Linked DNA regions of Mus musculus: all the other regions are linked to region 5. A link is a loop called in an ENCODE intact Hi-C map of the cell type or tissue named here. Cell type or tissue: heart. All regions are shown on one strand. Each heading gives the region's core, and the rest is flanking DNA. Links, peaks and the distances in the headings are about the cores only. Region 1 has its middle 53 kb from the start of Gm24731. Region 2 holds the start of Gm33548 (a long non-coding RNA gene). Region 3 overlaps Stxbp6 (syntaxin binding protein 6 (amisyn)). Region 4 overlaps Stxbp6 (syntaxin binding protein 6 (amisyn)). Region 5 holds the start of Stxbp6 (syntaxin binding protein 6 (amisyn)). Region 6 has its middle 78 kb from the start of Gm33548. Region 7 overlaps Stxbp6 (syntaxin binding protein 6 (amisyn)).

Region 1 (4,361 bases), core at 142-4,141, 90 kb after region 5:
ATCCAGGTCAATCCTCACACACGGAAAACTAGAGATTCTTCTTAATCTCTCAGTTGAGAAACTTGAAGTGCAGAGAACTGGACGAACTGTCTAAAGCAATACAGCTACTAAAATTCAAAACAAGGCAAGGGGCAAAGTACTCCTGAGGGAAAAGAGGCAAAGTGAAGCACTTCCGACTCAGAACAAGCAATCATTCGGAAGAGTGTTTTCCTGCCTGCCTCTGCTGGGTCAGCAGATCAGCAATGCAGAAGTGCTTGCTGGGATTAAAAACCATTCTCTTTTTATTCTTCAGTGTTTTACAGCTGCAACATATCTTGGTTAAAATGAACATCTCTCACACAATGCTATACCCTCCTTTCTGCCTCTTTGTCAATGTAATAAATATCACGATCATTCTTTTTCCTTCTAGAAGAACATCTTATATAATAAATTGTTGTGTTACAAGAGAATGCCAATGGATCACACAAAAGTCAGTACGCCTGCACATTAGAATTGCCTACAAAAATCTGAAATCATGCCTGGGACACACAGACATAAATTACTTAATTAGTGTCTCCTAGGAAGGGGGGCAAGCACCAAGGTCAGCATCAGTGCTTTTAAAAGTATCCTAGAAGGTCTAGCAGTATATCTATAACTGTATCAAGCCCCAGAGTTATTTGGAAATCTTGTTCAAGTGCTGATTCTGATGGAAGGCCTAAATGGTGGTTATAGGCTGCATTCTTGTGCAGCTACTTCATCTGTAGTGTGATGGAGTGGTGAGGCTTCAGACTAGCTCTTCTCAAGCTTTGGTTCCTAGATCTGTGGCATCCATATCATGCTTGTGATTTGATTACAGAGCCCAGACATTTTTTAACTTCAAGGTGATTCCAGTGTGTACGGAAGTAAGAACTGCTGTTGCATGATCTTCCAGAGTCTAGCTCTGTGGGTGGGTGGTGAGAGGAAAGGCATAGCCCACAGTGATCCACAGAGAGGATCCCAGTATTGGCAGGATGCTTGTGGAAGTAAGAGATCAGACTACAAGAATTCTTCCCCCACAAGAAGTACAACCAGATGTAGGTGGCAAACAGGGAGGTACCCCAAAATGGTGATGTGTCTGGGAGTGTGAAATGCCAGTCAGAATCTGGGATGATGAAACAGGCTGATGCCCCACTGGACCAAATCCCAATGGCCATGGTTTCTTCCTCTAATATCTTCTCTTATCAAAATACATATACTTTCCCTGTCTTTGCACACAGCAGAGCAGTTTTGGGGATGTTTTAGGATGAGGTTACTTGTGTTAGAATTCTGGCTTATTTGACTGTATAATAAGGCATTTTAGACTGTATTGGTTTCTAATTTCCTTGTCATGTAAAATAAGACAAATCTATTAATTATAATTACCCATAGACTATTTGATAGGAAAGAGATAATGGGTGTACCATGTTGAGGGCATTGCTGGGGCCCAGGAAATATTCCTCAAATAAAGCTGCTACAATTTGCTAAACACATGAAACTCAAGAAGAACGAAGACCAAAGTGTGGACACTTTGCCCCTTCTTAGAATTGGGAACAAAACACCCATGGAAGGAGTTACAGAGACAAAGTTTGGAACTGTGAAGAAAGGATGGACCATCTAGAGACTGCCATATCCAGGAATCCATCCCATAATCAGCTTCCAAACACTGACACCATTGCATACATTAGCAAGATTTTGCTGAAAGGACCCAGATAGAGCTGTCTCTTGTGAGACTATGCCGGGGCCTAGCAAACACAGAAGTGGATGCTCACAGTCAGCTAGTAGATGGACCACAGGGCCCCCAATGGAGGAACTAGAGAAAGTACCCAAGGAGCTAAAGGGATCTGCAATCCTATAGGTGGAACAACAATATGAACTAACTAGTGCCCCCTGGAGCTCATATCTCTTGCTGCATATGAATCAGAAAACGGCCTAGTCGGCCATCAGTGGAAAGAGAGGTCCATTAGTCATGCAAACTTTATATGCCTCAGTACAGGGGAACGCCAGGGCCAAGAAATGGGAGTGGGTGGGGGAGCGTGTGGGGGACTTTTGGGATAGCATTGGAAATGTAAATGAAATAAATACCCAATAAAAAAAAAAGGAAAAAAAAAGCTGCCACTGTCCTTGTTTCGTTTGTTTCTTCATTTCTTCGGTTGCATCCACTAATCACTGCCACGAGTCTGAAATCCAGTCTGAATGTCTGACACTCATTGCTATGGCGAGTTACTGTCATGGTTAAAGGACCAATCTAGCCTGGGTGGACCCTGTGTATTTGCTATTTAGAAATGGATGCACCCTCCTGGTCCCTAGCACTTTACTAATGTATGTGTGATATTGCACCACCTACAGGACACTCTGAGGCTAGTCACAGCAATGTGCCCTTCAGGTACTACATTCTTTAGCTTCCCTTTGTGGATGTTTTTTTTTTACACCTATTTTTATGTAAATCTACAAAGTTTTAACTTAGCATACACATTATAGAAGTGGGAGACTTTTGGCTTAACATTGTCCATACACACACACACACACACACACACAATATACACACACACACACACATATATATATACACACACAACATATATACACACACACATATATATACATATATATTGCTGAGATTAATGGTGTTCACCATATATTTTTTAATTAAAAGAATTAAAATTTGTTTTTATTTTTATGTATTATGGCAGTTTTATCTGTATGCCTTTCTAATGTCCAGAAGAAGGCACTGGACTCCTTGAAACTGAAGTTACAGATAGTTAAAGACAGCCATGTTGATGTTGTGAATTGGATCTAGGTCCTCTGGAAGAGCAATTAGTGCTCTTAATCACTGAGCGATGTCTCAAGCCCCTAACACAGTCATTTCTGCCTTCTCTGGAATCATTCAATAAAGAAAAGATCAATTACTTTGTTAGTATTTTTTGTTTATTTGTGTATTTGTTGGTATGTGTGTATACACATTTATGTTCTCCTTATTGAATTATCTTTTGGTACCACTAAATACAGGAGTGTTTATTGCATATTTTCGGAGAGGTACTTGTGACTCTTAGCAAACAAGTTCTCTTAGACTCATAGAAAGAAGTTTAGAACTGTTGTAGGCTGCACTTTCATCTTCCCAGGGTTTCTCTTAACTTGAACTGCTAGAAACTTCTTGGCTTGATGTGACGTAGCACCAAAATTCACCTAATTGTGAACATAAATACAGATGCAGCTAGAGTGTCATGTTCATCTAGATGACTTACAGTATCATAAAAAATAAAAGCACAAATACAAAGTTCTTGAAGATTTTGGGAAATCTGGGGACTTTCAGAGATTCTATGACTCCAAATGAAGGCATACTGATCAAGAGACCAAACCTCCATCTCTAGCATCATTTGGATTTCACTCCTGTGACCTCTGAGGCACAGAGAGGTTAATGGGCTTGTTCAGTGCCACACAGGCAGTGAGAAAGATAAACCAGCATTGCATCCCAGGTCCATGTGTTGACTTGGCTTCCTGCTTGGAATATCGGAGCACTCCAGAGTCCTGGCAGAACTGCTTGTGAGCGAGCACGGTGATCACTGGGCACTGAGGGTTCCTTCCTGATTGTCCTTTAAGTGATTCAAGGAGACTCGAAGCAAAGGCTGAAATCATAAGCTGAATTATAAAGTGTCTGGGTTTTTTTTTTTTTTGAGGGGGACAAAGTCTCCATTTTAATGAGACTTACTAGTATCATATACAATTTTTTTTGAGAATCATTCACAAAAGCTTTGGGAGCTTATAGAGACATGAGCCTCTACTCCTGAAGTCAATACCAGTTCATATCTTGGGTGAGAGTTGCTGTATCTGGCTTAAAATCTAGCAGTATTCATTCATTTATTAATGAACTCATCATGTAGTGTTGTTGACCACCATCCTAGTCTATCTCTTCAGATCCAGATCCGCTCCACACCTATGTCCTCTTCCCTTAGGGTCCAAGTGCATCTTTCCTTCTGTAGCTAGAGGTCGCAGCTTTATGGCAGGAAGGAGGAAAGCACTTGAACGATCCTGGCATCAAGAGTTCCTAGTGCATTTCCATATTTTGGTGCAAAAAGCATCAAGACCTTGACAAATAACCCTCTTACCACCTCTAACCCACATTCTTCATCACAATGAGAGTACCAATCAACTCACAGGCCTATTGTGAGGGATTCCATGATATCAGAAGAAGGAAAGAGAACAGTCAGATTCTTGGACAGAGTATCAGAAATCAGGCAACTAGCCCAGTTCAAGACCCAGTTATTTCTTCCCTATGAAACCTTAAGATCCAGCCCTTATTCACCTAAGCTTCTCTTAGCATTGTCTTCTAAATTCTCAGCAGGGTGGCCCATTAAGCTCTGCTCACA
Region 2 (4,361 bases), core at 238-4,237, 140 kb before region 5:
GGCATTTGTAACATGTTACCCTGTATGACACGTGCACGTGTGTGTGTGTGCACGCACGTGTGCGCATAAACAAACATACACACAACCCACCACCATCAAAGAACCCAAGCACTACCAAAACTGTCGACTCTGAGCAGACTTAGACAAAATGACTAACATGGGGATTATAAGGACCACTCATATTATTATAAGGATAAAATTAATGTTTCCTGTGTGGACCCTTCATTTAGGAAGCCAGTAATGTAATTGAGAATACCAGGTTGAGATGACACTGTCGGTCTCAAACATTGAAATGATGACCTCTTGACACCAAGCCCGCCTTTCTAGATCCTGTCTACAAACAGCCTTGATGTGAGTCCATACCACTGCTGTCAACAACCCTTTTGTCACAGGTAGACCATGCTTGCCTATTCAGAAGTGCCCATCAGTAAAATCTGAACTATTGAGAAAGGATCTTTAGAGAATAAAGGTAAATTCTTTAAGCAAAGTGGATCATCATAAGTGAGTACAAGATGCCCAGTTCATTCCTATATTAATGAGGGTTCTCTGGAGAAATAAAACCAATGGGATTGGTAGATAGATACAGATATGGATATTATATTAACTAATTTATTAGGTTAGCTTTAAAATAGCAACAATACCAGTATCATGCCTGAGAGCTGAGAACATAATAGCTACTCAGTACTTGAGGCTGGGTGCCTCAGCAATTGGGGGAGCCCCTCAACAGCCCAAACATTAATGGGCAACCATTGGTTTCTAGTCCACAGTGAAAGCCTGGTTTTAATATCTGCAAAGGTTTCATCACCATCTTCACCATCATCACCATCACCATCACCATCACCTTGACTAGCACAGCTAATCAACTCAGCAGCAAGAGAGAAGACTAAAGAGCAAAAGAGGAAATGATCTCCTGCAACACCCAGTTTAATTGGACTGCTATCAGAAGATAACACACACAACTAGGGTGGTTCTTTCCACATCCATGGGAGCAATCCAGTCATTTCTTCAGGTGAGGCTTCACTCTCTACTTAGTAGTACACTGACATTACAACCAAACATCATAGCTCCCACTTACCCAGCCTATCTTTTTAGTCCACATTCCCATGTCTGGATTCAAGCCATACACAAGCAAAGCTCTTCCAACCTGTGTGCTGTTATTGCTCACACTAAATTTCAGCCTAGGATATCTTCCTGGATACCTTCTGAAAACATGAGGTGCTCACACACCAACTCCACATTCCTGCTCCACTACAAGACCCTCCTGGCTAATCCTGCTCACTGTCACGTCATTTCTCCAGGTATTTTTCTTAAGACTTGCTTTAGTACTTTGCTTAGTTTGTGCAGAAGCGCAAAAGAGATTCTTTTTTAAGCAAATGGTTGGTCTTATACTGTCAGGATTTTTCTCTTTTCTTTTCTTTTTTTAAATTCTAATTTCGTGGGTTAAATATTTTGTTATATATAGTTTATTTGTGTGATACAGCTGATTTAGAACCCCTAGGTAGGGACAGGGAGGCTTCATCAAAACTTGTAATAACTGAAAAATTTAAATTTAGAATACATGAAGGTCCCTCAAATGAGAACGTTCCCTGATAATGCTGTAGTGCAATCTGAATACTAATCATCCATGCAAAAATGGAAATGGTCCTTTACTCTCCAGGGTCTGCAGGTTAGAAAAGAACAAGCAAGAGCTAGCGATGGAGCTTAGTGGTACAGCACTTATCTAACACACATTCTCTCTCTCTCTCTCTCTCTCTCTCTCTCTTTCTCTTTCTCTCTCTCTCTCTAACACACACACATACACACACACACACACACGAAAGCAAAAAATGGTAGTTATATTTCTGTTCAGGCAGAGGTTTAACAAGCTAAGGCAATCATTAAAGGGAGCCAAATTCAAAAGTGGGCTTGAAGCAGGAAAGGAAAGGAAGTCTCTCAGGAGGTGGGATAAATACTGTAGTATGTAGAAGTGAATAGTAAATCCCATTCTCGGGAGAGAGAAAGTAAAGATGGAAATCTCTGGGGATCAGTAACAAAAGGGACAGGATCACAGTGACTTTGTCTCCGGGCTGGGGCTACCATGACAGCCAGGCAGAGGAAAGGTCAGGAAAGGTCAGTGCCCTTCTGCATGTGGGGTTGGTTTGTTTGTTTTTCTCTTCCATTAACTTCCCCCATGTCCTGAGGGCTCTTTGTAAGGTGATTTATTTTGCAGCTGGAAGTCCACTCTCTGGATGCTTCTTCCTTGCCTAAGAACAATGAGGATGTGGAGGAAGAACACTGGAACAGTGTCCAAACATAACAGACACTGACTCTATCTGCCCAAACTCCACTACAGTCCTTCCTAGGACACATCTGACAATCCATACACTGTCGCACCTGCCTTCAATAGGCAAGGAGCCTAATCTTGCTGACGTACAGGCGCAGACATCCTCGACTGACAATTTTCTCTCCTAGGGATGAGGTAATGGAATTCCCGACTACAATCTAAAATTAGTCCATATTGAACACTCCAATTGGGAGCTTTCAAGTCTGAAGCAATATGAGTTTTGAAGGCAATACCCTATTGGTTTCTTTGTTCTTGGTAGATTGCTCACTTTTGCCTTAGGGGAAGTGCACGGGAGGGTTTTGTGTGGTGCTCTGAATGGTGAATGAGGGTCCATGGCAAGAAGACTTGTAGGTTTCCTCAAGTTACGATCGAGAGAAGCTGAACGGTACAGCCACTGAGATCGGAAGTCCAGATTTGTGTCAACATGGGCTCCTCAGACCAGTGGTGTCCATTTGAAGTCAACGCTACCAGAGATGATTGTACAGGTTTGTTCTAAAGAGAAGTGCCAATGGGGAAGCGGTATATGAGCAGGTAATGTCATATCAAATTCATTCTTGGTAAGTCACCTAAAAGCATTGCTTCTAAACAAGAAAAGATTGTCACGGAGACTTCTGTCCCAGTTCTACCCACAGAAACAGACCTCTCTTACATTGCAGGTCAACTCCCATCCATGCTGTCTTGCTTATTACCGTCAAAGCTAAGCAGGCCACTATATAGTTCATGCATTATGACAGGGAGAAGGTCATCTCTATTAGAAAGACAAAGCTAATTAGTGGCTTTTGTTTTTCCCTATGAGAAAAAGGTTATTTGCTGAGAGAATAAGTAAAGGTTTTATGTAGAAATGAAAAAACAAACAAACAAAAAAAGGTTTCCTGATGGGGGCTCAAAAAAGTATGTTTTCCTGGGGTTCCAGGTCTACACTGTTCAAAGAATTACAAATAACCCTGTTGCCTCCAAGAGAAGACTGCCATTTTCTGCTGACTTTCTGCCAGGAAGACAAGCTTCTTACTAACCTGACTTTTCAGTGGAGGTCAATGTTTCTGTTGTCCAATCATCCTGGATTTCGTCTTGTTCATCAGGGGACAAAACTACATCAATGCCATAAGATTTGATCTAAAATATATATGTCCCCTCCCCTGGGATGTCTGTCCATGTAGAGAAGCATCTTGTGCACCAACACTGGGTGTAACTAAGAACAGCCACAATAACCTGAAGGTGACATCAGAGAGCAGAGAGGACTGGGAATCGGGAGAATTTGGGTAATTGCTGCCTCTCTGTCTATGAACATGGAGCATTTCCCGTTTGAGTCTATTTATCAACTTTAACATTGAACTTTGGTCAGAAAGACACGATGAACTCCCTCTAGTCTTAACCTTTTTTTGTTTCTGTTTTTTTGAGACACAGTTTCTCTCTATAGCATTGGCTGTCATGGAACTTACTTTATAGACCAGGCTGTCCTTGATCTCACAGAGATCCACTCTACCTATTGAGTGCTGGAATTAAAAGGTGTGTGCCAACATGCCTGACTCAAGTCTTTCTGTGATCCCAAAAGAAATACATACTGACACTGTGGCGCCCATTTTCTCAGGTCCAAATGCCTTCCTAATAAGGTGAGAAACAAACTTTGATGGTTTCTATCTGCTTAGCTCAGGGAGTGGTACTATTATGAGGTATAGCCTTGTTGAGTAGGTGTGTCATAGTGGGAATGGGCTTTAAGACCCTCTTCCTAGTGGCCTGGAAGCCAATCTTCTAGAAGCTTTAAGATGTAGAACTCTCAGCTCTGTCTGTACCATGCCTGCCTGGACACAGCCATGATCCTGCCTTGCTGGTAATGGAATGAACTATAAGCCAGTCCCAATTAAATGTTGTCCTCATTAGAGTTGCCTTGGCCAAGGCATCTGTTCATACCAGTAAAACCCTAACTAAGACACAAACACGTCAAAGGACTTCTGAAGTATCACAGAAAGATATATACATGTGCTAATCAAAGAAGAACATGTGAAATAGATATTTTCAATGTCCAACATTCAGGCTGTCT
Region 3 (4,361 bases), core at 269-4,268, 59 kb before region 5:
ATACGCACACGTGCATATGGGTATGTATGTTTCATATATTACATATACATGAGTATAGGTATCCACGAGTGTGCAGAGAAATGCTCTAACCTTCATAAATCCATAGACTATAGAAAGAATTCTGGTCAGAACTGAGCGGATGCTGCTTAGGAGGGCCACTCTCAGCTTCCAATGTTTCCTTTATGAAAATAGAAACTTGGATCTTAAGGAATAACAGACAGGTATAAGCCTGGCATGGCAAATCCACTTCCAAGCACTCATGGGCTTCACAGAGTAATGTGGTTTGTTAAGCAGATGCATGGTTTGCATGCAGCCTAACATGAGCTCCACAGCCTCAACCACATGGGGTCCACATATGGTAGATAAAAAATAACTTGTGTTCAGAAGGTGGGTGGAAGTGACAGAAATTACATCATCATAGAGGTTACAACTAAAACACAAAATGCAGTCCCCATTTTGATCTCAATAGCCCTCCTGAAGGAAACATAGACTGAAAATTATCCCTGTGAGAAAAGATCTGATGTAGTAAGCACCCATTAAATGATCATTTATTCTTCATATACAGGCTCTGCCTGCAGGGAAAACACTCAGGTACCTGAAGATTCGAAGGCAGCAGCTTTCTACTACGGGTCACAGTGGAAGCATTTATAAATCGCTCATTTTAGATGACTCTCAAAGTCTGAAGACAAAAGACACTTCCCTATTTTCTCCTTGGTAACTGGACCATTGGGTGGAATAAAATCTTCTGCTCAGCAATTTAATGAATTTAAAGGGAACTGAGAGAAAGACACCAGCAGCATCTCATTGTGAGTAAGAGCAACTTCTGCAGAGTCAAAGGAAGCCTCGGCTACTCTGATCCATCTTAAACCCCAGAGTTAGCCCTGAGCTCAGGCTTTGCAGTATGGAAACCAGAGAACCTCAGCAGGCGTGCGTGAGGTCCCTGCTGCTAAAGCCCACCCGTATTAGAGGCTCACATCTGGTGATCAGAACAGAACGGAGGAACCCCAGCAGCGCAGTGCCGAGTGGCAGTGTGGATGTGGTTGCGAGCACACTTGTGCTCAGAGAACAGTAGGCAATTGGCAGGCTGAGCTTTACAGTCCTGGAGAACCTGCCAAGTGCACTGGGCTTCTGGTCAGTTGCTGTTTCTTCTGGAAAATTCTGCATATGGTTTAGCATAACTAATTAGGGTAAAATATTAATCAATCATAGTCTCTCTCTCTCTCTCTCTCTCTCTCTCCCCATACACACACACATACACACATACACATACACACACACACACCACAGTAACAGGAAAGAATTGCAGAAACAAATAAAAACCTGAGCTGGCTTTTAAAAGTTGGGCCCGAGGCATCTGTGTCAGCCTCTCCCAATTCTGTTGTTTGGTTAGCAGTGCACTTGACTGACCCCAGAGAATGTTTTGTTCCATTTTGTTTCTTCTTTTGAAGTACTGAAGATAGGTGTAGAAAAAAAATAGCCTCTCATGTTCCAGAGACGGGAACCTGACGGACTGAGCGGGTTCTTTGATTAAGCGTGTTCTTACTCCCAACATTCAGGGCAATCCATAAACGCCCATGAGGTCAGATCCTTAAGTTTCCATCCCAAATCCCTGAGACAGAACAGCAATACATACGATGCCAGCTAATAGTGGACCTTGCGGAGGGAGGTTGGAAATAATTTTGGAGTAAAGAGATTTAAGAGAAGCTGACTTAGAAAGCAAGGATCAGAATGACTGCGATTGTTGTTGGGTGGACCACAGGAAGGAGTGCCAGTGAAGCCGGGGCAGGGAGCCCCAGGGGAGCCCAAAGGAAACCAAATCTGATCTGCTGTGTGACAGTGCTTCACATGATGCAAGTATCCATGTCTGTCACAGCCATACATTTTAAAACCCCGCCGATGAATTAGCATTGCCTAACATAAACCTGACACTGCTCAGGTTGAATGGCATCTGTTTCAGGCACTACATAGATACATCCAGAGCCCAGTTACCTTTTAAACGATCCTCGAGTACTGGTAGCAGACACTCCCACTTTGGAGATCAGAACATTGAGCCTCAAAGCTTGGGCAAAGTAGGGTATCAATCAATGCCTTAGCAGACACTAACTGGATGTCTAAGTTGGTGCTCTACAATATAGGGATAGAAATGCGAAGATAAGAGAGACTCGTAGAATTCACACCTCTGCCCACAATGTACTGATCAATCCCAGATGATGATGTCTCAGCATCACGACAAAGTGCACTATCCTCTAAAAGCACAAGCTGAGAAAAGCCCCAAACCAAAGAACCACGTGTGTGATTGACCACAGTCCCCCCTTGGTTAGCTGCTGTTGGATACCTACAGCCCCTTGCCTTGCTAGCCACAATCCAGAGGGAACTCTGTCTCCGGGGCTCCCTAGCCACTTGTTCTACCTTTGCAATTACTGAAAACTAATCCTATCCAACACAAGTGAGTGAGTCAGCTGTGAAACTGCTCCTGGAAACAGGGGGCTGGGTGGTGGGAGAGTGCACAGATGGCGTTTCCTTTTTAAATGAAATGTTTTGGCATCAGCCTCTGTCAAGAGCTTTCCCTTGTTTCCATCTGGTTTGGGTCCTGGAACACACACAGGAGAGAATGGGAAAAGCAAACTCCGCCTGCGTGCTAAACCACTAGAAAAGCTAAAGTGCCTGCCAGGACTTCCTCTAGTTCCCCAGAGACCAGAGCATTCTGCTCAAGGAATGTCTTCATGTTGTGTTAAGGGAATGGGAGAGCTCTGTTCTTCAGACCTAGCCCTGTGTTGGAGAAAAATATTTGAAAGTGTGTATACTTTGGAGCAGAGAGTCTTTCTTGCGTGTGGTCTCAGCCCTGTGTTCTCTCGCTGTTCCACTTCATGCAGGGCACTTATCCTCTTAGCTCTGGCTGGGTCATCTGGAGAGCAGAAATAACAGAAGCTAGCATGTTGATTAACTGAGATGGTACATAGTAACTTCCTGGTTGTCTACTGTTGGGCTCATCTGTTCAAAGGGGCTTCAGAAAAAGATAATGATATTACTATTAATTTTCACAAGAAATTGCCTAGAATCGTAAGAACACCTAAGAACACTTCTATTCTACAAATGAACAAACAAACCAAGTTTGTGCATAGCCAGGTCACTATGAGGAGACACTGAATTGCTCTGGGGAGTCGGTTTCTAAGACTCAAATATATCTACTAGTAGCACCTTTAAATGTGTATGAGATTTACAGCTTGGCTTACAAATCTTACCATCCAGCAAAACCGAAAGCATAACCTGTAGGAAACAAGGCAAGGCCAAGGAATGCTCATCAGCTGCTTGAGATAGTGAAGAAGGACACCTGATTTTGGAATTCTCACGCAACTCTTATACCAGTAGAAAGCAGAGCACAGTCATTAAGGGAACACAAACTAGGGTCAAGCTACCCAGGTTCAAAACCAGGTACTGCTACTCATGACAACATTCTTAAGCAAGCTAATTCATGTCTGTCTTCAGTTCCTCACCAAAAAAATGAAAAGAACTACATCACAGCAGTATTGTAAGGGTAGAATGGATGACCATAGGGAAAGAAATGGAGCCAACGGTTATGACTATTTTAACCAATGGTTTCATTATTACAAAGAGAAAGATTATCAATAAACATTACAGAGAACATTGCAGTTTTATAAAACTAAAAAGACTACAAGAAAACTAACAGAAATAAGATAACAAGGGTAACTTTGTTTTGGATTTCATTGCTTTCCAAAGTTACTTCACCTTCACCTTATGGCTGAATTTACATACCAAATCTTTGTAATAGAGGCATACCCTGACAAGTCCTACACCTGTATAAATGTCTATTAATGAATGCCTTTGACATGAATAGGAAGAAACGGCATATGAAAAAGGAACACTTCTCTATCACCTGTAAACAGAGAAGAATCCACTCTTTTGGATACCACCTGAGCTAAGTCAGAGGCATGGGGGTACGTTAGCAACAGCCTAGATTTACTTTTTAATGGAAGCACATAAAACTGTAGAACTGTAGAAGGGAACTAAAAAGTACTCTTGTAAATAAAATCCAATACCCCAAATAAGGCATTATGTCACATATTCCAGTGCACAGTCCATAGTCTAAGTCCCTCAATTGGTAAAATGCATTTAATACCTGCATAATGCAGGTGGTTTTCCACAAGCTTCCTGGTGAAGTTAGTGCGTCCTGGAAGAGGCCAGCGTTAGTGTTCCTCAAAAGGTTCCAGGGTTACTCCTTTGAACACTAAGGTTAACAGCTGCTAAGATGCAGGGCCGAAGCACCAGCTTCCGTCCTCCTAATCTACTGCCTTCTGTGGAACACATCTGCATAATTACTTCATCAGAGTGTATTCAGAACT
Region 4 (4,361 bases), core at 157-4,156, 130 kb before region 5:
CAACCCACTACTTTCCCAGTGTTGCTTCTTGAAGATACATTCAAATTTCTGAATCTGAAAGCTATGACTGTGCCTTGAAGTGGGTTCTGCCTTTATGTGGAAAGTGACATCACAAAAGTAGAGAAACTTCTTTTTCTGCCAGCTACCACTATGTGCAAAAATGTGAGAAATTAAGTGGTTTGGATTCACTGGGAATGGTAAGATATTTTAACTTACTCCTTATAAATTTGCTGTTTACCATTATTAATATGTTTTAGTTTTCTCTATAGTTTACATGTTGCATGTCTTCCCATATGCTTTAGTTAGGGTAGCTTTTTCCTCAGAGCACAACTGTCTGATGAGTAATAATAAAAATAATAATGATGATGATGATTTGATGAGTTATTTACTTCTCTGCATGCTTCATAATTAATAAATGGTATAAAGGAAACTAGTTGCACAAGCCTGAAATCCCAGCATTTGAGAAATTGAAAAGGGACGAAGGCAAGTTCAAGGCCAGCCTGAGCTACAGAGAGAGAAGAGTCTGTCTTCAAAGATGAAACATGAGAAGGGGAGAAGGGGAGGGAGAAGGAAAGGAGAAAAGAGGAAGAAATTGTGATGTATCTATTATAGTACACTCTGAAATTACCCTCAGTGAATGCTAGCTCTGCAATTCAGTGTATTTAAAACTTTGATTTGGAGTGGGCAGATGCAGATGTGACCAGTTTTCCAAGTTTTGTCTATATGATTCTAGTTGAGACATTTAGAGCTCACCATTCATACATACAAATATTACATATATATGTATATATGTAATAGCTCATTATTTCAAAGATCAGCAATGATGTATACTGTGATTGTTAGTAGAGGGCCTACTATACAATAAATGTTCAATAAATGCAGCTTATTTTAATAAAAATCATCTTTGGAAAGCTTTGGATATCTAGAGCCCATCAATAATTCATATTAGATATTATATTTTATTCTGGAATTTGTTGGCTAAAGCATCCTATTTCAGAATGCCAATGATTTTATTCACCTTCATAAGCTGACATTTCACACTAGCTTTAAAGATTTAGCTCTTATCCCACATTTCAGAGAGCCTGAACTTACACAGAATTTTCAAGAATATTACCATTTCCTAACAATTTAATCTTTTCTCACATGACTTTAAGCTACTTAGGATTTAAAAATATGCATAATTCAACTTTTAAAATACTTAATAGGAGGGGTAAGTTGCTTGTCAAACTAACATGAGTATTAAAGTTCACTGTTCATGTATAAAACAGAAGCCAGGTATGGTAATAGGTAGTCAGGATCAAAGCACTGGGAGGCAGCGAACCTAGACTACAGGCCATCAAAAACAAAACAAAACAAAAACAAAAACAACAAACAAAAAATCTCAAAGGATAAAGTTGATAGTGCCTCAGGAATGAGATCTGAGGTTGTGCTCTGGCCTCCATATCCATCTGCACAGACCCTGCTCCATCCCACAGCGTGCTCTAGTAAGACAAAAAATGTAGATTATAACCAAAGGCTGCTAACAGTCAACCTTTATTTTTTGTTTGTTTTTAAAACTTATTTATTTATTTTTACTTTATTGTGTGTGTATTCTGCCTGCAATGTATGTCTGTCCTTCCTATGCATGCAGGACCCTCAGCGGCCATATGAGGGCATTGAAAACCCTTCAAATGGAGTGAGAGAGTTCTTAGATACTGTATGGGTACTGGGAACTAAACCGAGGTCCTCTGAAGAGAAGCCCATGTTCTTAAGTATTTAATTATCTCTCTCTAGCATCTGAGGGAGACAGTTTACAGGAACACCTAAATCTAGAATCAACAGATAAGTGTTTTGCATGAAGTGACAATGTATGTGTACACAGCTTAAGCATATCCTCCCATAGAGCTCAGATAATCTCTACATTGCTCTTAACTCTTTATACCACACATAGGCTGCATAAGCAGTTCTCACACTGGCTTCTTTACGAAGTCAGAAGAAAGCCCATACACATTAAGTACAGATTCAATATACACGGTTTGCAGATTTCCGTCTGAGATTGCTGAATCCACAGGTGAGGCGACACGTCACAGATGGGCCAGCTGTGCAAAGCCATGCTGTCTCCTCCTAGACACTCTCACAGAGGCAGCAAACACTTTGCTGGAAACATGAAACCTCTTCATCTCTGTTTCTAGACATGGAACTAACATGGAACCAGAGACTGCAGTCTAACGTCTGCCCCTCCCTAAGTGACATCATGCTCAGAGCATGGATGAGCACAGACTTTGGCAGGAAAAGTATTTTATTTCTACACAACCATGAGCTCTCTACAGTTAACATCTCAGCATTCTCATGCCACACACACTCTTTGGTACTTAATGCAACCCTTATTAAATGGATCTTTTGTTGAAAGGATCCCTGTTTTCCCCCTCAGTATCACCAAAATCCTAAATCTGCTAATTTGAAGTCACTGGAAATTAAATAATTTCAACGGAAGGCCAATCATATTTTGGTTAATACTGATACCGTTAATTATTTCCTTGTGGTCACTACCCAACTCTGTGTACAGCGAAACGAAGAAAACATTTTTTTCCAAGTTTATTTTAGAGAAAATTTACTTTGTTCATTGCTCTTTCCTAAAACCTATATTTGGATTCAGCAGCCAGTGGTCTGAAACATTAATGGGGCTTTCCACGGAGCCATTAGCTTTTTTTCTTTCTGTTTTGCAAACAGGGCTTATTAAATCTTTGCTGGAGGCACTGGGGGGATGAAGAGTACTGAGAATGTGCTGATGTGAAAGGTTTCGCAGAACTCAAGCAAATCATTTCTGATTTGCCATAATTCCACAACAGGAACGACCATGATGCATGCTGCTTGGATGGCAAATACAGACTCTTAACACGCAGAACATGGTTCAGGAAAACAGGAGCCCAGCCTTCCCCTGCACAGACTTCCCTTCAAATGCTTTCCAGTCAGTGTAAGGGATGAGTCTTTGTGCTAGGACAGCTTACAGCAACCCTACTAGCAGACCAGAATACATGAGTGTGTATTTTAGGACACTCCAAATGTCTTTTTTTCTTTTTAGCTATTCCCTATTCTAAGCATAGATACACACGTGTAGCTAAGTTTAATAACATATAGTTTAAAGATATCATACACTATATAGTCAAGTTGGATATCTAACCAGGTAAAGATGTTAAAAATCAAACCCAGTATAGTAACTTTCTAAGCCTCATAATTCACAGAAAATTAACCAATCTGTGTCAAGACTGAAATGTTCACACACACATATACACTTTTTTAAAGTTTCTCTTAAGCATGATGACAATGACAACAGGAAGACAGTTTTCAAGGCATACATAAAAGGAATACTGTCCTGGCCAGATTTCTGTCAATGTGACACAAGCTACAGTCATTTAAAAGGAGGAAACATCAATTTAAAGCATACCTCCATAAGAGCCAGCTGAAGGGCAAGCCTGTGGGGCATTTTCTTAATTAATCATTGGGGGGTGGGACAAGCCCGTTGTGGATGGTACTAGTCCTGGGCTGGTGGTCCTGGGCTCTGTAAGAAAGCAGGCTGAGCACCCATGGTGAGGCAGTCAGTAAGCAGCACCCTCCATGGTTTTTGTATCAGCTCATGTCTCCAGGTTACTGTCCTGTATGAGCCTCTGTCCTGACTCCCTTCAATTAGTGACTATAATGTGTCAGCAAATTAAACCCTTTCCTCCCCAACTTGTTTTTAGATCACGGCATTTCATTGTGGTACTAGAAACCCTAACAACGAAAAACACAATCCTAGCAAAACTTTTCAACCTAAAAAGCACATGGACAAGTGATTAGTGACCCCAGCTGAAACTGAGAAAGCTGACAACACAGAAAATCCAAAACAAAATAAAAAGCAAGCTAATATAACATCAGTGGACTTCCCAAAGCTAAGCGTTTTAGGCAGGAGGTACTTATGGAAAGGGGGAGAGATGAGTAAAGATAGAAGAAATCACCGGACATCTGTTTAAGATAGATTTAGATGCCTGGGTTTCCCTGTCCTTTCTATGACTCTCTTGAATTGGAGGCAGTTCAATGCAAGTGGAACACTATTCTCACACTTGTGCTTAGACTTCCTGTTCTTCCTACTGTTCCTTCCTGTTCTTCCTAAGCCTCTGGCACGATAACCTACCTTTTAAAGGGAGAACATTAGAAAGCACTCCTCTGGTGAATCTAACCTGGAGCAGAAGAGAGTCATAAAGATATCAATATCTATGCCCCCATTAGAAAGCCTAGGTGGACCACCTCACAGGAGAGCTGGTGGGCCATGCCACAAAAGAGCATGCTTAGGATTCCTCTTCAGATTTTAAGACTCCACACAGCCAAGGGTCACTGAATCATAT
Region 5 (4,361 bases), core at 168-4,167:
GGAGTTGCCGCTGAGAAAAGTCAACAACAGTGACAAGAAAACCTCACACATGAAAGGGGCGGGGGGCCACGACACAGCAGCAGAAAGTAAGGGAAACACCCACAGTGTACACACCAGGTTATGGGGAGGAGCTTTAAGGCAGCCGAGTTCCTGCTTGTGCTAAGTGGGAGGAACCATCCAAAGGAGCTACTGGATCTGAAGAATGACAACCGTCCCTTCCCCGAGCGTTGATTGCAGTCAGGAAGGCAGGCTTGGGCCACATTAAGTGGTATACTTGAGTTTTGAATAGGCTTCTGATTTACTGCTAAGTTTCCCCCACTGTTAATCACTTTAATGCTTAAACAAAGCACAAATGGAAGGCTAAGATAAAGCCCATGGGTGAGCCAGGATGCCATTTGGCATAGCAACATAAGAAGTAGTGAAAGTGCTGACTGACCTCATATATCCAGATTTGGGGTGCTCATTATATAAACATTATAAACTCCCACGTCTCAGGCAGACTCCTAGTGCTTCTCTCATGCAAAGTAGTTAAAACGCAAGACCACCATCCAGCTCATAGCAAGTTATAGTAAGATCTCTTTGCACAGGTCCCTCAGTGGTGTGGGCAGCAAGGGAAAGAGTAGTTGAATCTAAACAATGCTAAAAAGCTAATTCATCCTGGCACCCTGCTGGTAGTGCATATAGCTGCACCCTGGAAGCTATAGGTCACTGTCAAGGCTACCACCTTCCAGAATGCATGAATGGCTTTGGCTAAGTCTCATCACCATGGGTCAACTGGCATGGGATGCACTTCACACTTCCAAAAGGCCAGAGCAACCTGTCTATTCAAAGAAAACATTTCTTTAAAAATCCTTCTTAAATGTGCTTTCAAGATGTGCTGTCCCATAACCACACATTTTCAGCCGTCAAGTCTGGGTGCAAACTTTCCACAAATATCCAAGAGCCTCAAAAAAGGAGCTAGAATACTTGTTGAACTTTGTATGGTTTCTTTTAGTTGTATTGGCATGTGTTATGTTGCTGCGATAAACATCATGACCAAAGGCAACTTGGAAAAGAAAGGATTTCTTTGGCTTACATGTTCCAATCACAGTGCATCACTGAGAGAAATCTAGGCAGGAACTCAAACAGGATACATGGAGGGACACTGCTTACTGGCTTGCTCACCAGGGCTTGCTTAACTTGCTTAAAGAAGCCAGGACCACCTACTCAGGGTGCCACCACCCACAGAGGGCTGAGCCCTCCCACATCAATCATAAGCAAGAGAATGTCCCACAGACTTGCCTATAGGACAACAGAAGTAACTCCTTAGTTAAGGGTCCTTCTTCTCAGGTTGGCAACCAGCCCACACACGTCTAAGGATCACCAAATCTCTACAGACTGGAGAAGAAGTACTACACAGTAAGAAAGAGCAATCTTATCTTTTTGTAAAATTACTCATTAGAAAAGCAACTAGAATCATTAAAATGAGGCAATAGAAGCTGACACATGTCTTGAAGTTCAAAGTGCTTAAAGCAACTTCCAAAAGCTCCTGGAAGAAACCCTGTCTCCACTACAGAGAACTAATTTGGAGCAGCCCCCTCTCTTTCTCCCCCTATAGAAATTAGTGATTCTATGTAGGCATGGCTGGGGAGCAGCCTTAGTGTCATCGGAAGCTAGTTAGCAATACAAACTGCCATACCTCTGCTCTAAACCTAGAGAGTCAAGAGACTGGAAGTGAAAGCCAGCAATTCATGAGTTATCAAGAACTAACACTCATATTTGGGAATCTCTGCTCTAGCTAGGCTCAGGGTATACTTCTGGGGAAGCTCGGGAGCCTCATTAAATCCTTGTTAACTGGGTGGCATGCAATCTCTCCTGTCCTTGCCACTTAAGTTGGTTTTTAATCTCACAGACTGATTTCAGCAAGGAGACTTGAGTCCTTAATTCAAGGTCACTATGAAAAGCCAAGTCAGAGCTCCATCCCAGGACTTGCTGATTTCTTCATCATCCTAGGATCACAAAAGAAGCCCTGCTGACACAGACAGTTCTGCGGGGGCCAGGACTGTGAATGGTGCTAGGGCAGGTCCCATGGTCTCCTCCATTATACCACACTGCCTCCCTCAGACAGGAAAGTGGGATTTCCCACCCATAAAAATCAAGAGAAGCCGTGCAGGTGTGTGTCAATGGCTTCTTCCACAGACCTCAGCAACTAAACCTTGTAGTGAAGACTGCACAGTCCGGGGAGACTTGATTGTTATAATCAAGAATAAGCAGAGTTTTTAAAGCTGGGCACAGTGCACAGAAACAAAACCTAAGGCCTAGATACCATCTTTGTGTTTTCTTAGCAATCTTCATCTCCCTTTACGTCATTCACTCAGGTCTCACAACAGAAAGAGATAGGGTCACCGTTATCTCCCACTTTGTCAGAAACAAAACAAACAACACAAACAAGAGCTGAAGTTCAAAGTGGTAAATAACTTGTCCATCAGGGAAAACTTGCCCTCAGGTCTGTGTGACTCGAGAACCTGTGTTGTGTAGCCACACCATGGGACCCCCACATCTGAAAACCTTCCCCAAGATGTTACAATCCCCAAGAGAAAAACGTACACCAAAATGGTTAACTCCCAAAACCCTGCCACTTTGTCAGAGTGAGTTCTCCTTTAAAAACTTAACACACATAACCAACAACCAAGGTGTTCAGCCAAGAGATGAAAGAAAAGGAGAAGGGGGGATTTAAAAGAGTGAGGTGCCTGCATAATTATTCTGTATTTCTTCCCAATGCAGCCTCCTCATCAAGGCAAACAGCTATTCACAGCCTGGGCTGAACTCCTCCACACACCTCAACCCTTTTCCCCTCCACCACACCCTGTTAGGACAGCACTGCTCTGACTGATGTGCAGGCACAATTCTAAAACTCAAAACAACAAGCGGGGGGGGGGGGGTGGACCCAGAAGGACCGTGGCCATCCTGAACATCCGTGCAATATGCATACTGCCGTTTTCAGGGCCTCGGAGTCTCCCAGAAGACCTTAGGAGACTATGAAATGAAGAAGGCATTCCTCGGTCCCTGCTCCTTCCCACAAAGTCCGGGTTGAAGAATGATAGAAACAGGAGATGGTTGTTAACGAAGTCCAAAGCAAACAAGCTCGCATGCACTCCTCCTAAAGAACGGTGTGCCATTCTAAACTCTCTAACTGACCTTTGGGTCCTGGGGTCTGTGATAATGTAAACCTGGGGAAAGTCAGAAAGAAAAAACAAGCCATCCATCTACTCCAGCTTCTCTGACCCGCCATATGGGTGAGCCGGATTCTGGCGCGCTCTGAAAGAGAATTCGGAGCCCCGAGGGAGGCCTTGGCTGAGCCCCTGACCACTTCTTAGGTTGGGGGAAGGGGCAAAAGCTAAGGGGCCCGGAAGCTAACCCCGTAAGAAGTACCAGCCTCAGTTTTGGCATCGATGATCTTCCTGGAAGATGCCAGCATTCATAGATGGGGTGATTTCGCTAATTTCAGCGGAGAGAGCTCTGGCTAGGGGCGCTGCGACCCACTGAGTTCTCCAGGAGGCAGCCCAGGGGGATCGTTCTGCCGAGCAGGCAGTGCGGACCTAAGGGCTCCACCACCAACTTTCTCACGGGAATCTGACCTGCTAGGTTCTGGCCAATGTAGCTCCCACTCCTGGTCCGGGGTTGGAGGGAGAATCAGCTACCCCGACCCCGTTCCGCGCGCACAAAGCAGCTGAGCCCTGTGTCCAGCCCCTTCTCCTGCCGCCCTCCAACTTGCCCGCGCGGCTCTCCGCGCGCCTACCCTCTCCGCCTGCCCCGCGCCGCGCATCCCAGCCCGCAGCCGCGATAGCTGCAACTGTACGCCGGGTAGCCTGGCCTCCCCACGCCAGGAACCTACCGTGCAGCCTGGCTCGTGCTCGGGCGGTGCCTAGTGCGCGGCACGCGTCCCAACCGAAGACAGGGCTCCCCCGCGGCTGCCCCGCGCGGAGATCGGGGCTGCAGACTAAGCTGGGCCGGCTCGGCTTCTGGCTGATCGCGGCTCGCCGCTCCCGCGCGGGCTCCTGCCGCTGTGCGCGAGGAGGGAGGGGTCGGGGAAACTCCTGGCAACTCCAACTCCGGGCGCCAGAGCTCCAGCTGCAGCCTCGCGCCGGCCCGCTGCCGCCGAGTGCGAGCTAGCAAAACCAACCTGCCCCCGCCGCTGCCTGTGAGCATGCCCAGTGCTGCTGTGGGCGAGCCACAACGACCTGGCCTGGGGCAAAGATCGGTAGCCCAGGGCTCCGGGGCCCCGCCACAGGCCCAGAGCCCGGGGGACAAGTGGGGGCGAGCCCTTGGGGCGCGGGTTAGCAAGTGCAAAGCGGTGAGAGTCCCATGGGTTGTGGGAAGTT
Region 6 (4,361 bases), core at 144-4,143, 220 kb before region 5:
ACTCTCTCCTGCAATATCTGGGGGTGATAGACATATAATGGACCCTGAGAGGGGAGGGTAGTTCTCCATCATAGAGGATCATGGGGAGCCACAGAAATGAAAACAGGCATTCAGGACTTCTTCTGGCTCAGCCTTAAGCGTAAGGGGTGGGGGGTGTACATATTTCACGAGCAATCCTTTTTTCTATTGCTTTCAAGGGGAAAGTGGGGCCATATTGGGACCCTCAAGGAGAAACTGAGCTGTTTTAGCCTAATCACTTTCCATGTGGATAACAGTGCTGCACTCATGGGCTCAGATGAAGGGACCTGAGTCTGCTATTGATTGGATGCCATTGTGTTATCTTCTATCAGAATCTAACTCTCAGGGAACTTATTAACCACAGTACCTTTCCCTTTTACTTAATAAATTCCCAGATTTCGCTCTTTTCTGTGGCTTCCTCTGTTAGCTAATGTTAGGACACTGTCAGGACACCAGACCTGCTCACTGAGGAGGCAAAGGGGTCTCAGTTCAGTTCTTAAACATGAATGTCTAACTTCTCTGAAAAGTTTTGTTTTTTTTTTTTGTTTTGTTTTTGTTTTGTTTTTTTTTTGGTGGATAGACATCAGCTTCTCTGAGAGGCTATCAGGACTCACCAGCCTTACTAGCAGTCTTAGAGTGTGGTGCTTCCAAGGTGGGTTGTACATTACAATACCTTGACCTTGATGCTCATAACATTTGCCCTTAGGAATGGTATTTAGTCCAGCTGTCTCCTTCCATGAACAACTTGGGACTATGCCTGCTGTTGCCTGTTTTACATTCCACAATGGCAAGTAGTCTTCTTGGGTCTTTAATTTACTTTTGATGAAGGAAAAAAAAAATTAGTACCACCCACCCCTACTAGGATGAGCCCACAGGGAGAGAGGTGGTGATACATAGACCCTTTGGACAATGCATGGGAACAGTGAAAACTACAGTTTGGAAATACACATCTCCATAGCACCATGCACTCTCAGTAACTCTACCACATGCCACTTCATCCACCAGGCTTGAGGAAGACACAGTGGACATTATTCTACTTTAGGACATGAAGAAGTAGATAAAGAAAATGTGTAATTTGTCTGACAGCACTATTGTCAAAGCTAGGGAACTCTTTGCTAAGGATTCACATCAACCTACTTTGTCAAGAGAAAAGTGTGTATTGCTTATAGTTTGGGAAGAAGTAACATTACATACTATTTACAGGGATGAAGTTTTGGAGTTTGGTTGGGGCAGGACCTATTGTTCTAATTGCTCTGACCTTGCTTGCCTGTGTTTTATAAATGACCTAATGATGTTAGGATTCCATTTTATAAATAAAACACTGTAATTGTGTAGAAATAGTATGCTATCACTATAGATTTTCCGAAATAGTTTTTCAGCTGAATACATCAGATGCTTCTAGAAAGATATGACATCACCAATGTATATGTTAGTGAGATCTACCTGCCTTCTATTTTTCTCTAAAGGCTCTTTTCACTTTAGACCATTTTCAATCTGTAGATCTGGTGGTTCTTTTAAATAGCATCAGGGAAGTAGTCTAAGAAGGCTCTTCTCAGCCTCCTTGGAGCAGTGCAGATGATTTTGCTGAAAGATCCTTAACCTACTCTTGAAAGAGTTGCATGAATTTCCTAGTCAAAGGATACATCAGAACATCTCCCAGACCAATTGCTCATTTCATCTCCATGGTTGGTGACCTAGATATAGAGTTGAATTTACCTCATTAATTTAGCTTTCTTGGATACTTCTTTCAGAAAGTAGCTCCTACTGGGCACTGAGGTCAGCTAGCTCTCATTTGCTAGAGCTTCTGTTTCTGAGAGGTAGAAAGATTATAAAAATGGACAGAGAAGATTGGATAACATCTGCTCCAAATGCCCTGAGCTAATAGGGAGTGAAGGAGAGTGTGCCCATCCACCAGCCAGCACCACCTTCAGCAGTCAGTAAAGTCCACCAAAGTCACTGTGTTGGTCTCCTTCACAGGACAGACAGACTCCAAGCTGACATACACTGAGTGCAGATGTGGCAGGCACAGGGGTGTACATTCATTACATCATTCAATTGTTACATTCATAGTCACCTGCAAAACTACATATCTAACAAAGCTGATGCTGGGTTTCAAAGAAGAAATACTTGGGACATGAATCCCTCTTTTAGTATTCTTAAGTGCGCACTCGTGTGAATAACCACAAGGGGGTGCCCTCCCCTAAGTCCTAACTAACCACACCTTAAAGGCAATGGTTTAATTTTATGGTGTGTGTGTGTGTGTGTGTGTGTGTGTGTGTGTGTGTGTTACAATTTATACATTCTAGTTCCACCCAGACTTCATTTCTTCCTTTTATCATAGTAGTGGGGATGGAACCTAGGACCTCACTGTAAACAAGCCCTACTGCTGAGCTATAACCCCTGCTATATCCCTGAACATTTTCTCCCTAAATGGCATGGCTCCGTTTACACTGAAACATTCCAGACTGATGTAAACATGTCCACAAATATTGGGTGTTAACTCCAGGCCTGAAACAAAATACCCAGTGGGGAACTATTGTGCTGTGAATAAAAGACGTGTTTATTCTTCAATAAAAGTGTACTCCTTGCCTTCCTAAAACCAGAAAAAGACAATTGTTCTTGAGAACTTTATGCTTCGGCCAGGAAGGATTAGTCATAATGAAACAGGTCATCTGGTGCACATGGTCAGTACTTACACAGTTATGGTCTTTAAAATTTGTGATCTCCAGCCTTAGTCCTCCGGGCAAAGCTTGTGAAATTCATGGACTTGGGTTTTCTTGTTTCTGTGTCACCCAACAAATAAGCAAGTTGGCTGAACATCTGTGATAACAACTGTCATTGGATGAAAACTTCATCTATATCTAATGTTGGCAAGTGATACCTGAGACTCAACGGACTGGAGCATACCTACCCCACCCCCATCAAACTCTAGATGTATGACCTTTAAACTTACCACCCAGGGCAGATTGAAAGGGAAATATATGTGCTGTAAAATAAGCCTTTCCTCCACCTGAAAGAACCAGTATTATTTAAAATGCCCAATAGAGGAAGAACAATAGTGATATATATGGCCAGCTAAATAATAATCCAGTAGGTCTGACATGCATAGGTTCAGTTTCTATACTATATTCCATGGCATCCAATGTGATGGTCTATGGGATGGGCCAAGCCATGGGATAAGCCAAGCCTTTCATATAGTCACCCTGAAGACTTACGGAATTTAGTCATGACTCAGCAAACAGAAGAAATATTGGCAGAAAACTTGATGAAAAGGCATGTTCTACAACAACCTCCTCTGAGGTAAACTTACAAACTTCCATCCTGAGGGAGACAGTCACATGATGTTCTGAAGGTGTGTGAATCATTCCATCCTGCAGGGAAGCTAACAGGAAGGAAACAACTCAAAATGTTTCAGGAAGTCCCTGAAACTAACTAAAAATTCTACATCTCTCCTTTCCCAAAGGTATATAAGCAGTAAGGACTGATGAGAAATACTCTCAGAAAATTAGACCTACCTAGAAAAGGAAAAGAACAGTTAAGCTTTCTGGAACAAGCTCACCTGGAAAAGATTCTTTCCAATCTGACCGGCTGATTACAGGCTGTGCAGTGTATTCCAGATTCCCAGCTTTGTGAGCTGTTGCCTATGCTGGAGTGGGCTTTGGGCTTTGGTGATGCAGCTGTCTCAGAGTCCATTCTGCTCCTGTAAGTAATCCCTTACCTATATGCCTATAGGTTAGAACAAAAAACTCATGGTTTACCAAGTTGGAATTTTGATAGTATCCTTATTTTGATCTGTTCCCAGGTCCCTATCTGGAGGGAGCAGACATTTGTTCATGTCTTCCAAGGAATAAGGAGGGAGTGTGCAGTGAAAATAGGATTTGGAAAATTCAGAGGCTCTAGATGAGGCTCAAATGTGAAAGTGAGAATCAAGACAAAAAACTGCCCCTCCCAGTAATACTGTGTAAATATACTTTATACTGAACATTCTTGGCAGCTTTTATTTGCTAGTTTAAATCTAGTAAGCATCTGGGAAAACCAGATGCCCCACCATCTGGGGCCTGCAGAAATAATTAAATAAATAATTAATTAAATTAAATTAACAAAAGCAAAATAACCAGGGATAGCAAAACAGCAAATTTGAAAGTAAATGTAAACATTAGAACTGGCTATAACAGACAGGGTAAAGGTCTGGCTGTAACTCCTTCGTTAAGTCCACACTATTCTGACATGTGTCCCTTAGAAAGGCTGAGCTGGAGAAAAGATTAAAAAGGAACAGTAAGAAGGCTTTAGACAGAGGAGACTTTGGTGAAGGTTTGAAGATAGCGTTTGCATCAGGAAGGCTT
Region 7 (4,361 bases), core at 227-4,226, 210 kb before region 5:
CTGGAGTTCCTCCCTTAAATATTCCCCCTGGTTTATTTACTGAATAGTTTACAGAAATCCCCTACTAATGCTCTGTAGTCTATTCTACATAATGATAATGAAAAAAAATCATTACAGACACTAGGATGTGCTTTAAGAGAAGAGTCCCTTCCCTTTTAGCCTAAAGGCTCAAACTGAACAACTGCAACAGAACTAACAAGAGGGAGGGAGAGAGAGGACGGGGGGAGGGGGAGAGAGAGAGAGAGAGAGAGAGAGAGAGAGAGAGAGAGAGAGAGAGAGAAAGGGAGGGAGAGGGAGAGGGAGAGGGAGAGGGAGAGGGAGAGGGAGAGGGAGAGGGAGAGGGAGAGGGAGAGGGAGAGGGAGAAAGAGAGAGAATTTATTGTCATCTCTTCTACCCTGGTGCAGAAGAGTCCAGATCAACTCTTTTTGCTGTGAGAAATGTCATTTGAGGATGCTAGTGTGGGTAATGTTCTTGCCTGCTGACTCACCACCCATGGCGGGCTGTCAAAGCCTGGAGCACACTGCAACCTTGAGCTTTCGGGGGCAGGGGAAAGTGAGTGAGGCTGCTTGTGCTGTGCGTTGCTCTTTCCTAATGGCTGGAACTGTGCCAGACCCACAGCTCAGGAAGGAACAATACTTCCTCATGACAGGATAACCAGAACTGGGGTGAGGAGTGTGCTGGGCCAGGAGAGAAGCATTGTCCCCCATCTCTGTTCTAGAGGGGACTGGCACCCATACAGCTAGAGGATGAACAAAAGAGACCTGTTCACGCTTGTACCTGGGTCACTGCAGGGGTCCTGGGAAAAATGACAAATGGTATTTTTTTACAATAATCTAGAAAGACAGGCCACAATTTCCATTGGACCTGGTTGTCCTCAGAGGAACTGTCACCTGGGAAGATTGTTCTTTGCCATGTGCACTGTGTCTTCCTCTTGTAAACACAGCCCACTCTTCATGAGTCAACAGGCCACACATGTCTAGGAGTGTGGGGAATGGGTAGAAGGCCTGGTTCCACCTCTGAATCTTCTCACTAGCAGGCCTGGCTGGGGCTTGGCCAGTGAAATCACATCTTCATGGTAAATCTATGGTCTTATCAACAGTTCTAACCCCTAGAAAAAGCAGCCACACCTTATCTAAAGTGGTTGGCTTGCTCACTACAAATATTTCTTAGGTTAGTGGTTCATGAGCACATAGCCCAGTTTTAGAAAACTGCAAGCCTAGCCCTGACACTGTCTTACACTCCCTTGTACACACTCACCCAGGGACTTTTTCTCCCCTGGGAACATCTTCTGGAGGGGAAACCAATTATAATGCCAAATTCTCTTGCCTAATTGACCTCTACTAAGACCACCCTGCCCTGCACTTACCAAAGCTGGAGACCCCTTTGCAGTTTATGGCCTCATCAATTTCTAGTCTCATAGGCTGTTCTAAGATGTCTCTCTGTTCACATACTATAAACTTCCCACTCGCTTTCCTTTTGAATTTGGATCACACAATATTTATCTGCATTCTTTTTTAAAATTGCTGTTTTTGAAGATTCTCAGTCATCTGTAATAATTCCTCAGTTTCATTACTGATCCCATTATGTCACCAAATAGAGGACAGGTTCAGCAAAAGCTATGTTTATTGAAATAAATCATAAACAGTTTAGATTTATATGCATGTTCCCCTCTGAACTAGAGGAGATAGGTGTGGTTATTAATCAATTGTCTTTGTTTAACTGATAAGAAAACATGGGATTTTGAGAAATTTAGCATTTGTCCTAGCTCACCCAGATGGAAAATGACAGAGCCGGGCTCAAACATAAGAAGTTAACTACTATACCATGTTATTTCCCAACCATTGAGCAAACTTGGCCACAGTGTCAGGGAAATAGTGGCAATGGCCCAGAACTTGGATGTTTGTACAACCCCTGGTGAGAGGGACGCCTATGTGGATGACATCCAGGTATTGTCTACCCCACATTAGGAAGAATAATTTCACAGCTTCCTTGGTAACCTGGTTTGTGGTTTAATCATTAGCCGAAACTATTTTAGCAGAGCTTTATCAGTGCACCACAGTGGGAAGGCAAACGAGACAATTGCCTGGACCACTCGACCTTTGCAAACTTTAGGACAGCTGTAATGTTACTTCCTTTGGCTTTCTCTTTCCCCACTCAATACCACTACTCAGATTACCACTGTCCTTCTCCTATTTAAATACTTTAAGTTGCTTTGTGTATGAGTGCATCAGGGCATGAAATCTCTCATCATTTCCTTGTACCAAAGCCTTGGGGAGCATGCATCTGGGTTTACTTCATCACAGCTCGTAATGCGACGTCCTGATGCCAACTTGTCTGCTGGCAGACTTGTCTTGGACAGACTTGGTTAGTTCTCCTTCAAGGAACTCTACCTGGGTCTCAGAAGCAGCAGTGCACTAAGACCCTGTTGTGATAGAGTCACTGAAGCCATCTGTCAGGAGCCAATCTCCTGGAGTGCTTTCTTATGAGCCCTAGAGAAACATCTTCTGTCCACTAGAACGTATTTTTCTTACTGCTTCTTGGTTGTCCATTCTTGTTTCCTCAGCAGAAGTGGAGTATTCTCTGCAGGCTAATTGAATTATTCTCCCTTAAAAAATCAACTAAAACCTATCTGCAGGTCCAGATCATGAGCGTATCAGGCCGACCTGTCACCAGTAGAAATGGCTCCAAGAAACTTAAATTCAAGTCACCAGCTAGAAACTAACTACTCTTTGATTCTAAGTATAAGCACAGTAATAAATCATCTTTACCAGCTGACCAGTGGACCTCCTCTTTCCTTTGGTTTATGATTGCCTTAGATAGATGCTGACAGTAAATAGTCCTTTTTTCTTCTGAAAGGCAGTTAACAGCAAATGTAAACATGCATGCTAAGTATCCAGTCACACAAGAAGTACCTTCCTCAGAGTTCTGGGACAGGCGATAATCTTGCTGCCACATCTGCTCAATATTAGAGATCCAGAGTGGAGGTTTTGAATCAATATCCAGCCAGGTTCAGAGGGGAAACTAGCCTTGAGACCAGGGCTTGTTTTATATGTCCAGTGAAGAGATAACAACATGTGACATACAGTGACAGATACTTAGAATGAGAAAAAGAGAGTGGAAAAGGACGCCTGAGAAGCTTCAAGTCCAATACAACTGTGGTCAATGACAGGGAAATATTGTGAACACCGATCTTATTTCTCCCCCTTTCTGTGACCTGAGCCTGAACCTTGATATTTAGGACAGAAATTAAAGATTTCTTTCGCTATCTTAAATACCTAAAAGTCAGAAGGTCTGAAAAAGAGATGAGGCCATTAGAAAGAAGATGGTAAGCACAAAATCCAGATACAGGGAAAAAAGCTGCAAGGCTCTAGTAATTAGAAAATGATGCACCAAAAGGAACAACAACCAAGAAAATGCTCCTTGATTTTCTTATCCACCCTGGGAACAGTGTCTTGATATTATGACCTCTGATAATCCAGCATGAAGACCCTGTTCTCTGCTGGCTCACCTTGTGTGCGGTTTCTGCAAACTGCTGGGCACTGTTCTTCATGTCTTCTGTCTTCTCCTCTGCTCGGCCTAACCGTTCCCCACGCTCGTTCAAGGCCTGGCTTGCCTTCTGTACTGCACTGGTCACACTATCAGCTGCTGAATGGAGGATGCTGTTTCCTGGAAAGATTGCAAGAGTGTCAGGAGCTAGATTGGATCCCCACAAAGACAGATAGATTGATACCCACACGATGGAAAGGCCCAAGGTGGATGGTAGCTGAAAATAAGTTTCCATTCTTTTGGGTGACTCATTCACTTATAAGTCACCCAAAGATCTGCCACAAGACCAGAGCAAATCCTGCCAGCTTCTCTCCACTCCATCACCATTTATTCTACTTGAGGAGGCTCCAAAAGATGGAGCCCAGTGGAATTTAAGACTAACTTGCATAGGTAAATGGGAACAAGTTCACAAAATTGGGAAAGTCCATTAAGATCTATTTGCATCTTATGTACATTTTTATTATTTTATTACATTTATTTATCTTTTCTCTCGTGTGTGTGCGTGTGTGTGTGTGCGTGTGTGTGTGTGTGTGTGTGTGTGTGTGTGAGAGAGAGAGAGAGAGAGAGAGAGAGAGTCAGAGGACAACATCTGGAAGTTGGTCCCATCCTTCTATCACATGAGCCACTAACCACTTAGTTAACTGGTGGCACATACCTTACCTGGAGCCACCACACTAATTTATTTTTGATGACAAGTGTCTCACTCAAGTCTAGGTGAGCCTGGGATTCCATCTTTCGGCCTCTACCCTGCAAGTGGGAATTCCAGGCATGAATTCCATGCTCTATAAAGCCTGTGATTCCCCCCAACCCCTTG

What was found. A loop is a pair of places that touch in the nucleus more often than their neighbours do. Peaks named below come from ENCODE experiments on the same cell type or tissue, not always from the same donor. Only the 100,000 strongest peaks of a DNase experiment are listed, where the experiment ranks them.
Region 1: a loop joins it to region 5, with 2.2 times the contacts of the local background. A loop is called at or near these places in 9 of 42 quality-filtered maps.
Region 2: it touches region 5 in a loop (2.6-fold over the local background); 2 of 42 quality-filtered maps call a loop at or near these places.
Region 3: a loop joins it to region 5, with 3 times the contacts of the local background. A loop is called at or near these places in 12 of 42 quality-filtered maps.
Region 4: a loop joins it to region 5, with 4 times the contacts of the local background. A loop is called at or near these places in 5 of 42 quality-filtered maps.
Region 6: it touches region 5 in a loop (2.8-fold over the local background); 14 of 42 quality-filtered maps call a loop at or near these places.
Region 7: a loop joins it to region 5, with 3.0 times the contacts of the local background. A loop is called at or near these places in 2 of 42 quality-filtered maps.

Annotation. Positions count from the first base shown.
Region 1 is chr12:45,159,896-45,164,256 of GRCm38, forward strand. No RefSeq gene overlaps it. Among named protein-coding and RNA genes, the nearest start is that of Gm24731, 53 kb to the left of the region's middle. In heart, for the core only: a CTCF peak has its summit at 2,348 (motif pointing left); no DNase peak of the experiment used is centred there.
Region 2 is chr12:44,926,442-44,930,802 of GRCm38, forward strand. The region is part of intron 2 of Stxbp6 (syntaxin binding protein 6 (amisyn)); the gene reads right to left. It overlaps Gm33548 (a long non-coding RNA gene), which reads left to right and starts at 121. Exons shown (of 3, transcript XR_381565.4): 1 at 121-2,458. In heart, for the core only: no CTCF peak of the experiment used is centred there; a DNase peak (open chromatin) is centred at 2,260; H3K27ac peaks cover 658 bases.
Region 3 is chr12:45,010,860-45,015,220 of GRCm38, forward strand. The region is part of intron 2 of Stxbp6 (syntaxin binding protein 6 (amisyn)); the gene reads right to left. Gm38487 (a long non-coding RNA gene) reads right to left here. Exons shown (of 2, transcript XR_381564.3): 1 at 2,805-4,361; 2 at 1-2,124. Among named protein-coding and RNA genes, the nearest start is that of Gm38487, 6.4 kb to the right of the region's middle. In heart, for the core only: no CTCF peak of the experiment used is centred there; DNase peaks (open chromatin) are centred at 952 and 2,632.
Region 4 is chr12:44,941,189-44,945,549 of GRCm38, forward strand. The region is part of intron 2 of Stxbp6 (syntaxin binding protein 6 (amisyn)); the gene reads right to left. Among named protein-coding and RNA genes, the nearest start is that of Gm33548, 17 kb to the left of the region's middle. In heart, for the core only: no CTCF peak of the experiment used is centred there; no DNase peak of the experiment used is centred there.
Region 5 is chr12:45,070,321-45,074,681 of GRCm38, forward strand. It overlaps Stxbp6 (syntaxin binding protein 6 (amisyn)), which reads right to left and starts at 4,163. Exons shown (of 6, transcript NM_144552.3): 1 at 3,875-4,163. In heart, for the core only: CTCF peaks have their summits at 2,094 and 4,090; DNase peaks (open chromatin) are centred at 2,051, 3,381 and 4,101; H3K4me3 peaks cover 1,895 bases; H3K27ac peaks cover 1,598 bases.
Region 6 is chr12:44,846,691-44,851,051 of GRCm38, forward strand. No RefSeq gene overlaps it. Among named protein-coding and RNA genes, the nearest start is that of Gm33548, 78 kb to the right of the region's middle. In heart, for the core only: a CTCF peak has its summit at 2,190 (motif pointing right); no DNase peak of the experiment used is centred there.
Region 7 is chr12:44,857,716-44,862,076 of GRCm38, forward strand. Stxbp6 (syntaxin binding protein 6 (amisyn)) reads right to left here. Exons shown (of 6, transcript NM_144552.3): 5 at 3,510-3,667. Among named protein-coding and RNA genes, the nearest start is that of Gm33548, 67 kb to the right of the region's middle. In heart, for the core only: no CTCF peak of the experiment used is centred there; DNase peaks (open chromatin) are centred at 606 and 1,896; H3K27ac peaks cover 753 bases.